2 separate regions of the Homo sapiens genome follow, and region 2 is linked to region 1. Evidence: read pairs that join two places in POLR2A ChIA-PET (ENCODE). Cell type or tissue: GM12878. All regions are shown on one strand. Each heading gives the region's core, and the rest is flanking DNA. Links, peaks and the distances in the headings are about the cores only.

The links. ChIA-PET counts read pairs that join two places held together with the same protein. Peaks named below come from ENCODE experiments on the same cell type or tissue, not always from the same donor. Only the 100,000 strongest peaks of a DNase experiment are listed, where the experiment ranks them.
Region 2: POLR2A ChIA-PET joins it to region 1 with 10 read pairs; 13 of 35 experiments call an interaction of 5 or more read pairs at or near these places.

Annotation. Positions count from the first base shown.
Region 1 is chr2:241,162,218-241,166,602 of GRCh38, forward strand. It overlaps PPP1R7 (protein phosphatase 1 regulatory subunit 7), which reads left to right. Exons shown (of 10, transcript NM_002712.3): 7 at 1,068-1,184; 8 at 4,120-4,224. Among named protein-coding and RNA genes, the nearest start is that of PPP1R7, 14 kb to the left of the region's middle. In GM12878, for the core only: no CTCF peak of the experiment used is centred there; no DNase peak of the experiment used is centred there.
Region 2 is chr2:241,110,527-241,114,848 of GRCh38, forward strand. It overlaps PASK (PAS domain containing serine/threonine kinase), which reads right to left. Exons shown (of 18, transcript NM_015148.4): 15 at 1,714-1,913. Among named protein-coding and RNA genes, the nearest start is that of MTERF4, 10 kb to the left of the region's middle. RefSeq lists enhancers at 553-852, 1,123-1,172. In GM12878, for the core only: no CTCF peak of the experiment used is centred there; DNase peaks (open chromatin) are centred at 374, 1,009 and 2,275; H3K4me3 peaks cover 2,104 bases; H3K27ac peaks cover 2,724 bases.

The DNA of each region.
Region 1 (4,385 bases), core at 320-4,319:
ATGTGAGGATGCCCCTGCCCCCGCCAAGTCCTGCAGTGGTGTGTGGATTAGCACACCATCTCCCCTCCTAGAGTCCCCACCTGGTTAGCATGCACCTTATCTGGTTATTTTGTGTCTGCTGAAATATTTAAAGAATGACTTGTTCTGAGAGAGAGTGAACTGACAGAGGAGGGAAACTGAAGTCAAATCAATAAACAGTCATTAAACATCCTGCTGTAGGCAAGTCACCATGGGGAGACCAGACAGGGCAGCGTGGTCACTGCCTCTGGAGGTTTATGGTTGAATAGAGGAGCACACGATCACAGCAAGAGTGATGTAGGAGGGTGTGGAAACTGGGCAAGAGGGGCAGAGTGCTGTGGTGTGAGGGCCCCCCAGGAATCCTAAGTGAGGGTCCCAGGATTTCAAAGACTTGAGGTCAGAGTGCCCCGTACCTCTCTTCTGTAGAGACTGAGGCTCTTGGGAGGACTTTTTTTTTTTTTTTTTGAGACGGAGTCTCGTGCTGTTGCCCAGGCTAGAGTGCAGTGGCACAATCTCGGCTCACTGCAAGCTCTGCCTCCTGGGTTCACGCCATTCTCCTGCCTCAGCCTCCGGAGTAGCTGGAACTACAGGCACCCGCCGCCACGCCCAGCTAATTTTTTTGTATTTTTAATAAAGACAGGGTTTCACCGTGTTAGCCAGGATGGTCTCTATCTGACCTTGTGATCCACCTGCCTCAGCTTCTCAAAGTGCTGGGATTTCCACGCCCGACAGGGGGACATTTTAATGTGTCAGCTCACAAATTTAGAACTGGAAGGGACTTGGGAATCTACTGGTCCTTGGGTTCTGAGACTGTTCCTCAGCACCCCAGGAAATCTGAGGGTTGGGAATGAGCTCAAGACAGTCTTGGACTCGCCACTATTGTATTCTACCTTCAAGTAGGATTTCCACTGGAAGTCTTAGCAGATACGTCACTAGCCCCACATCGCAGAGCTGAAGCCCACATAGCTCTGCCCCGGTCCAGGCACCTGCTGGCTGCCTGGGGCAGCCTGTCAACTGCAGTACTCATTGCTGTTCTGTCCTTTCCACAGGCAATCGAAAATATCGACACCTTAACCAACCTGGAGAGTTTGTTTTTGGGGAAAAACAAAATTACTAAACTTCAGAACCTGGATGCGCTCACCAACCTGACAGTCCTCAGTATGCAGGTACGGAGCTTCCTGAGCCGCCCTTCCCTGCGAGCCCTGGCAGGGCCAGCGCTGCTGGACACAATCTTAGTTTTTATCCTTCACTGCCTTCACAATTGGCACTTCGTTGCACTATTAGTAAGCAATTGAAACATTAGATGCCATAGACTTTATACACACATGTGCCAAGCAAAAACTTGATTCTCTTTTTTATTTTTTATTTATTTTTTTCACTTTTTTAGAAACAGGGTCTTTATCTGTCACTCAGGCTGCAGTGCAGTGGTGCTGTCATAGCTCACTGCAGCCTCCAACTCCTGGGCTCAAGCCAGCTTCCCACCTCAGCCTACCAAGTCGGTAGGACTACAGGCATGCACCACGACCTTCAGCTAATATTTTGTCAAGGGGGTGAGGAATGGAAGAGATGAGGTCTCACTATGTTGCCTAGGCTGGTCTTGAACTCTTGACCTCAAGTGATCTTCCTGCCTTGGCCACCCAAAATGCTGGGTTTACAAGCATGAGTCACCACTCGTGGCCTTTCTTTTTTTTTTAAGAGACAAGGTCTCACTCTGTCATCCAGGCAGGAGTGCAGTGACAAGTGCATTCATAGCTCACTATAGCCTCACACTCCTAGGCTCAAGCAATCTTCCCTCCTCAGCCTCCCAAGTAGCTGGGACTGCAGGTACACAGCACCATGCCTGGCTAATTTTTGTATTTTATGTAGAGAAGGGGTTTCCCTATGTTGCCCAGGGTGGTCTTGAACTCCTGGACTCAAGCAAACCTCCTGCCTTGGCCTCCCAAAAAATTTCTTTCTTAAGTGCCATGTTTTTGGCTTTTTCCACCCACCCACCTCCCCCTTCTGCCCCAGTAGCAGTCATAGATGGTTTTTAGCCAAAGGGGACTTCTTCAGAAGGTGGAGCTTATTCTAAATTCTAAAGTGTTTGGCTCAATGGTAAAAGCAATTCCTTCCATTGCACAGAGAATATCAACCCTGTTAGACTTCTGCATTTGGGAGTTGGTAAGCACTTGGGTGTGCCTAGGCTCCTGTTTACCTTTTGTGTTGGAAGCAAATTAGCAGAATTGGACCCTTGAAGCGAGATGGAACAGAGTGCTCTGGGGACGAGGCCCGGTATGGTTAGTTGATCCCTGATCCCTTCGACTGATACTGAGGGGCATGTGGAAACCGCTCTTAACCCTTGGTGAAGCAGAAGTTTGTCAGGCTTCTTTAAGAAAGTTCTTGGCCTGGTACAGTGGCTCATGCCTGTAACCTCAGCACTTCGGGAGATCTAGGCGGTCAGATCGCTTGAGCCCAGGAGTTCAAGACCAGCCTGGGCAACATAGTGAGAGCCCATCTCTAAAAAAATTAAAAATATAAAAAAAAGCTCTTAGGCCAGGCGTGGTGGCTCACGCCTGTAATCCCAGCCCTTTGGGAGGCCAAGGCAGGCGGTTCATTTGAGGTCAGGAGTTTGAGACCAGCCTGGCCAACATGGTGAAATCTCATCTCTACTGAAAATACAAAAATTAGCCAGGCATGGTGGCGGGCGCCTGTAATCCCAGCTACTCAAGAGGATGAGGCAGGAGAAATGCTTGAATCCAGGAGGAGGACATTGCAGTGAGCCAAGGTTGTGCCACTGCACTCCAGCCTGGGTGACAGAGCGAGAGTCCATCTCAAAAAAAAGAAAGAAAGAAATTATAATTAATTTACTTTAAAATATTCAGTAATTTTTACACTTTAAAATTATTAAATCAGGTAAACCTTCACCAAATGTATCTTTTAACAATGAGTTCTTTTTTTTGGTTTTTTTTTGAGATGGAATTTCGCTCTTATTGCCCAGGCTGGAGCACAGGGGTGCAATCTCGGCTCACTGCAACCTCAGCTTCTGGGTTCAAGCGATTCTCCTGCCTCAGTCTCCCAAGGAGCTGAGATTACAGGTGTGCACCACCACGCCCGGCTAATTTTTTGTATTTTTAGTGGAGACAGGTTTCACCATGTTGGCCAGGCTGGTCTCAAACTCCTGACCTCAGGTGATCCTCCTGCCTTGGCCTCCCAAAGTGCTGGGATTATAGGTGAGAGCCACTGCACCTGGCCTAACAATGAATTCTTTATATAAAAAACATGTAATTCCCATGCATGAATTTTAGCTCAGTACAGCAGGCTCAAAATTTTGATCCTCTTTTTCTCTCTACATGAGTCCCATTCTAGCATGTTTTTTGTTTGTTTGTTTGTTCGTTTTGAGACGGAGTCTCGCTCTGTCACCCAGGCTGGAGTGCAATGGTGCAATCTCGGCTCACTGCAAGCTCCACCTCCCAGGTTTACGCCATTCTCCTGCCTCAGCCTCCCAAGTAGCTGGGACTACAGGCACCCGCCACCACGCCCGGCTAATTTTTTTTGTATTTTTTTCGTAGAGACGGGGTTTCACCGTGTTAGCCAGGATGGTCTCGATCTCATAACCTCATGATCCTCTCGCCTCGGCCTCCCAAAGTGCTGGGATTACAGGCGTGAGCCACCGTGCCCAGCCCTTTATATATATATATTTTTTTTTGAGATGGAGTCTCGCTCTGTTGCCCAGGCTGGAGTGCAGTGGCATGATCTTGGCTCACTGCAATCTCCGCCTCCCGGGTTCACGCCGTTCTCCTGCCTCAGCCTCCCGAGTAGCTGGGACTACAGGCGCCCATCATCACACCTGGCTAATTTTTTGTATTTTTAGTAGAGATGGAGTTTCACCACGTTAGCCAGGATGGTCTCGATCTCCTGACCTCGTGATCTGCCCCACTCGGCCTCCCAAAGTGCTGGGATTACAGGCATGAGCCACCGCGCCCGGCCCCATTCTAGCATGTTTTAAGTGAAATTCTCTGTTCTTAGAATTCTTCAAGATAACACAAAACCTCGTTTCCTAAAAACCGTTTCATTTCATACCTTCTGTACTGTTCTGACAGCTGTGTGCTCTCCCTCTTGCAGAGCAACCGGCTGACCAAGATCGAGGGTCTGCAGAACCTGGTGAACCTGCGGGAGCTGTACCTTAGCCACAATGGCATCGAGGTCATCGAGGGCCTGGAGAACAATGTAAGACACCCACTGTCTGTCTGGGGCTGTGTGGGCGGTGGGCACCAGGCGGGCAGGCACCTGGCCAGCCAGCACACACTGGCCTCTCGGGCCGGTGTCAGGAAGATGCCCTGCCTCTGGAGGTTTATCAGAAAGACCTTCCCATCCTAAAAACTAAGGGA
Region 2 (4,322 bases), core at 1-4,000, 52 kb before region 1:
AGGCCAGGAGGCAGGGCAGAGCCCTGGCAGGGCAGGCGCTCAGGGAGAGGGTGGGAGCCACAGCTCTGGGAGGCAGGGCCAAGGTGGCCAAGCAGCACTGAGCTCTCGCCCAGGTTGGATCCCCCCTGCACCCTCCCCAAGCTTCACGGCCTGGGTACAGGAAGGGGTGACAAGCCATGCAGCAGGCATCATGGGTCAGTGGACAGGGGACAGGCAGTTCCCTCCAGCACGGAGGGCACGACAACCACTGCAGGGCAGGCAGAGCCCACCAGCGCCCACCAGGCTCTAGGGCAACCAAACTAGATCTGAAGGGAAACTCCACGGCCCTTCTTAGACCAACCCCCTTCGATATTTCACGCTGTTTGGTGGCTCTGAAGATGCATGGAGGTTCTAGCGGGGAAGAGCCCATTTTCACTTCCTCCATACTCTGCACACAGGGCATCCAGGCCCAGAAGAGCTCAACGCTGCCTGGCATGGAGAGGTTGGCGCAGGCTGAGGCTGCTGGGCTCTGAGGACTCAGGGTGTGCAGCCTGGAACCTGCACCTCCTAATGAAATATGGCCTAAGCAGACACCAGGATCCAGAGCCCAGCCACTCCTCTCCCCAATGCTGAGGCCCTCCCGAGAGCCCAAGGCACGGCATGGAGCTCGTGCGTGACTGCGAGCAAATGCCCTGGCCTCAGGCCACCAGGTCAGGTGCAGCAGGTCTGTGAGGGACCCCGTGTGCCTCTCCTGTGGGGGCAGCATCAGCTTCCCTCCTAGAGAACCACATGGAGCAGATATGGGCGGTGCAGCAGAGCACTGCAGCAGAGGGCCAGGAGGGTCCAAGCAGTGCTGTGATCATCCGACTCTCTAACCATGAACTCACCTAGAGATGCATTCCAACCACACCTCTCTAAAATACATGTAGGTGTTAGTGGAAAACACCTGCTATCTATTTCTGACTTAATAAAGTCTATTTCATACACATAGACACATTTGGTTTACAGGCAGATGAGACAGTGATCGGGCACGTCAGCAGACAGTCTCCACTCAGGCCCTACAAATGAACCACAATCTTCCTTTCCGTTTTGCTTTCCTCTCTAAAGTCCCCCGAGAGGAGGCCCTGCCCAGGCCGGCCCCCGACTCACAGGCTCCCCAGACTGCAGAGATGCAAACTCAGCCACACACCCAAGGACGCCGCTTCTCCCCACAGCAGAGCAGAGGCTCAGCTGGCCCACTCCAGTGACATGGAGTCTGGCTGGTCAGCGACAGCCCCTCCAGCCAAGGGCTCCACCTTCAGCACGAATCCTCTGCCTCGGGACTTTCTCTAGTGCTTGATTTCTTGTATGGTCAGCCCCGCGGTATTTTATTGAAATAGATATTATTCCTGTCATCAAAATAAATAAACCTAACTAAAAAGAATCCTCTTCACTTATTTGAAGAGTGCCATTTTGGGGGACTCTTCAATATTTTTCTTGGCTTTTTATTATATGAAACTCCAAACAAATAAAAGCTGAGAAAATAAAATTATTAACTCCTATATCCATCGCCCAGTGCCTTTGCCCAATATGACCTTGCCTGCCTGCCCACTTACTTTCCAGCATATCACCCTGACCACTCAACACTCATCACAAAGAGGCACAAAGGAAGCCATTTTCCCACCCAAAATCAAGCCACCCTCAGGGTCCTGACAGAGGACACGAGGACGGGCCGCACCGCAGCCGCATACGTACGGATTCCCCATGAGAACTTCCGGTGCACAGTACTCGATGGTCCCACAAAAAGTATAAAATAATTTTCCCCTTTCCAAGTAGGCGGCCGAGCCAAAGTCTATCAGCTTGATTGTGAAGTCCTCGGCGATCACGATGTTCTCATCCTTGATGTCACGGTGGATGATGTCCTTCAAGCGCAGGTATCCCACTGCTGACACTAGCTGGAATCAGGAGGCCAGAGGGGGCTTTTTAAAAAAGCAATTCAACTAAAATATGCATTTAAAATAAACTGGAACAAAAAAAAACACAAAGAAAAAATAAACCTCCGACTCATAATGAACTGGGGACAGGAAAGATTTTTCAATGCTGAAGATATGATTGGAAGCAAACAGGAAACAAAGCCCTTCAGGAGGCGTGTTCACTGGGGATGGCCACGTTAGCCGGCAAGGTGGCAACATCAATGAGACTCGTGAGTTCTGTTTGCTGCTGAGAAAAGCTTCCCAGCAGACACTCGCCCCCACCAACGCACACCATGCCTATTTCAGGAGGAAAGACAGGCCACAAAGCCACAGCTCAAAGACACTCATGGTGGGCAAGTGAATGGGTGCAGGTTTGGTGTTAAGTGGGAAGTACCCAAGAGAAAGCACCAAGTCGATAACCTCAGCTCACAGGGAGGGAAAGTGACTTGCCCAGAGTTCAGGCAGCAATTTGGGGCAGAGCTGGGAGCACAGCCTCAGTGGCTTCTCAGAGAGCAGCATGACGTATCAGCCATCCTTTCCCCAAATGTGTGGCTACTCAATGATGCAGACTTAAAGCAGTTACACTGGAAACGGGCTTCGTTCCCACGGAGGTGCAGCTGCAGTGCTCCACTGCCTGCCCACTCTGCCTCTCCAATAACAGAGGCCAGCAACATCGGCCTTTCAGTTTAGCTCAACTAGGATGAATTAAACGTCTGACTGTCATAATTTGGACACCCATTATACCAATCAACTTAGTGACTTCATGGATGTATCATGTTGATCTTTTGAGACAAATTTATATTTACAAATGAGTATCTTTCAAATCAGGAGCAATAATCACAGGTTAGCTAAGCCCGATTAACTTACATTTAATAAATATACGCATATTTATACACATATATACAAACATATACATACCTGCATATTTATATATACATACCTGCATATTTATATATACATACCTGCATATTTATACATACATTTAGATACATACATGTGCACATATATACACACCTGCATACACACGTGTGCATACCTATACACATAACATATACTTGTACATAGGTACACACATAAATACACATATACAAGCATGCATGCATACATACTTACATATATATGTAGATATATACAAATCAGTCAGGATCCAATCAGGAGACAGAAATCACACATGAACTTGAACATGGAAAGTTTCATTAAGATTTATTAACTAGTACTGAGAGATTAACCACAAAGGGCTAAAGAGCGACTTGAAGAAAGCTGCTCTTCCTGCAGATGCTTCTGTGCCCTGGACTGGCCATGCTGCCCTGGAGCGGCCTGAACCAAGCCAGGGCTGTTCCCAGGCCCAGCTCCCCGACCCCGCTGCTGAGCAGGTCCTGATGAATCTGGAGCTGACAGGCAATGCCCTGAGAACCAGCATGATTCCTACATACATTGATGTGCGATCATATACTTTATAAAATTGTGCATCTGTATTTACATAGAATAACATTTATGTCTATATATTTACAAAAGGGGTAGAGATTCTTTTGGCAAAAATTTTAGAGTATAAACACCATAATTATGTGTCTCACTAGCCCCAGAATTAACAGCTGTCAGGCAGCAGCTTTTAACAAGCGACCCTCAACATAACCTCATACAGATACTCTGTTTGCTGTAAAAAGTTTCAGAAACAAGTGTTGGCCACAAACTAAAGGGAGGACGTCACCTTCCAACACAGGAAGAGGGAGAGAGGTGACCCTTTTTTGCAGAACCATAATATCTGAAACTTACAAGTAGGAGCCTGAGAAACTAAACTTCGGAAACCCAACAACCCGAGAGTGTGTAGCTTTAAGGAAGAAATGTTGATTCACGGAAGCTGTCATTAGAAATCGAGTTGTCCCCAGCAAACAATCCAAGAGCAAATGTGAGTTGTCTACACAGCCCTTTGCTGGTATTTCTCCAGTTCTTCTGGGGGAGCTGGGAGCAGTACAGGATGGAACCGCCACCCTCTCCTTAAAACCCAACACGAGTTACCGTTTCTTCCCCCTGTCCCTCTGCTAGGGTGCCTTCCTATTTGGATCATCACTCTCCCATTCCAATAAAATAATGGCCGAAGTTCAATATGTAATTAGACACGAAACAGATCAAGACAAATACTTACTGAAAAGTGAGAATGTCAGGATCTCAGTTTTGCTGGTTAATTACCTCAACAGCCACCATTTAGTGGGCACTTACAACCTGCAGGCCGCTGTGCCGCACACATGCCTTTGAGACGCTCTCTGGCTGCATCCTAACCCTTACTGGTTAATTTTTATGATTGTTGTGGATATTTTATGTATGTAAATAAACCTTAACCATTAAACATACTTTCTCAGTCATTCCAGGACTGTATCTGGCCTCATCCTTCCT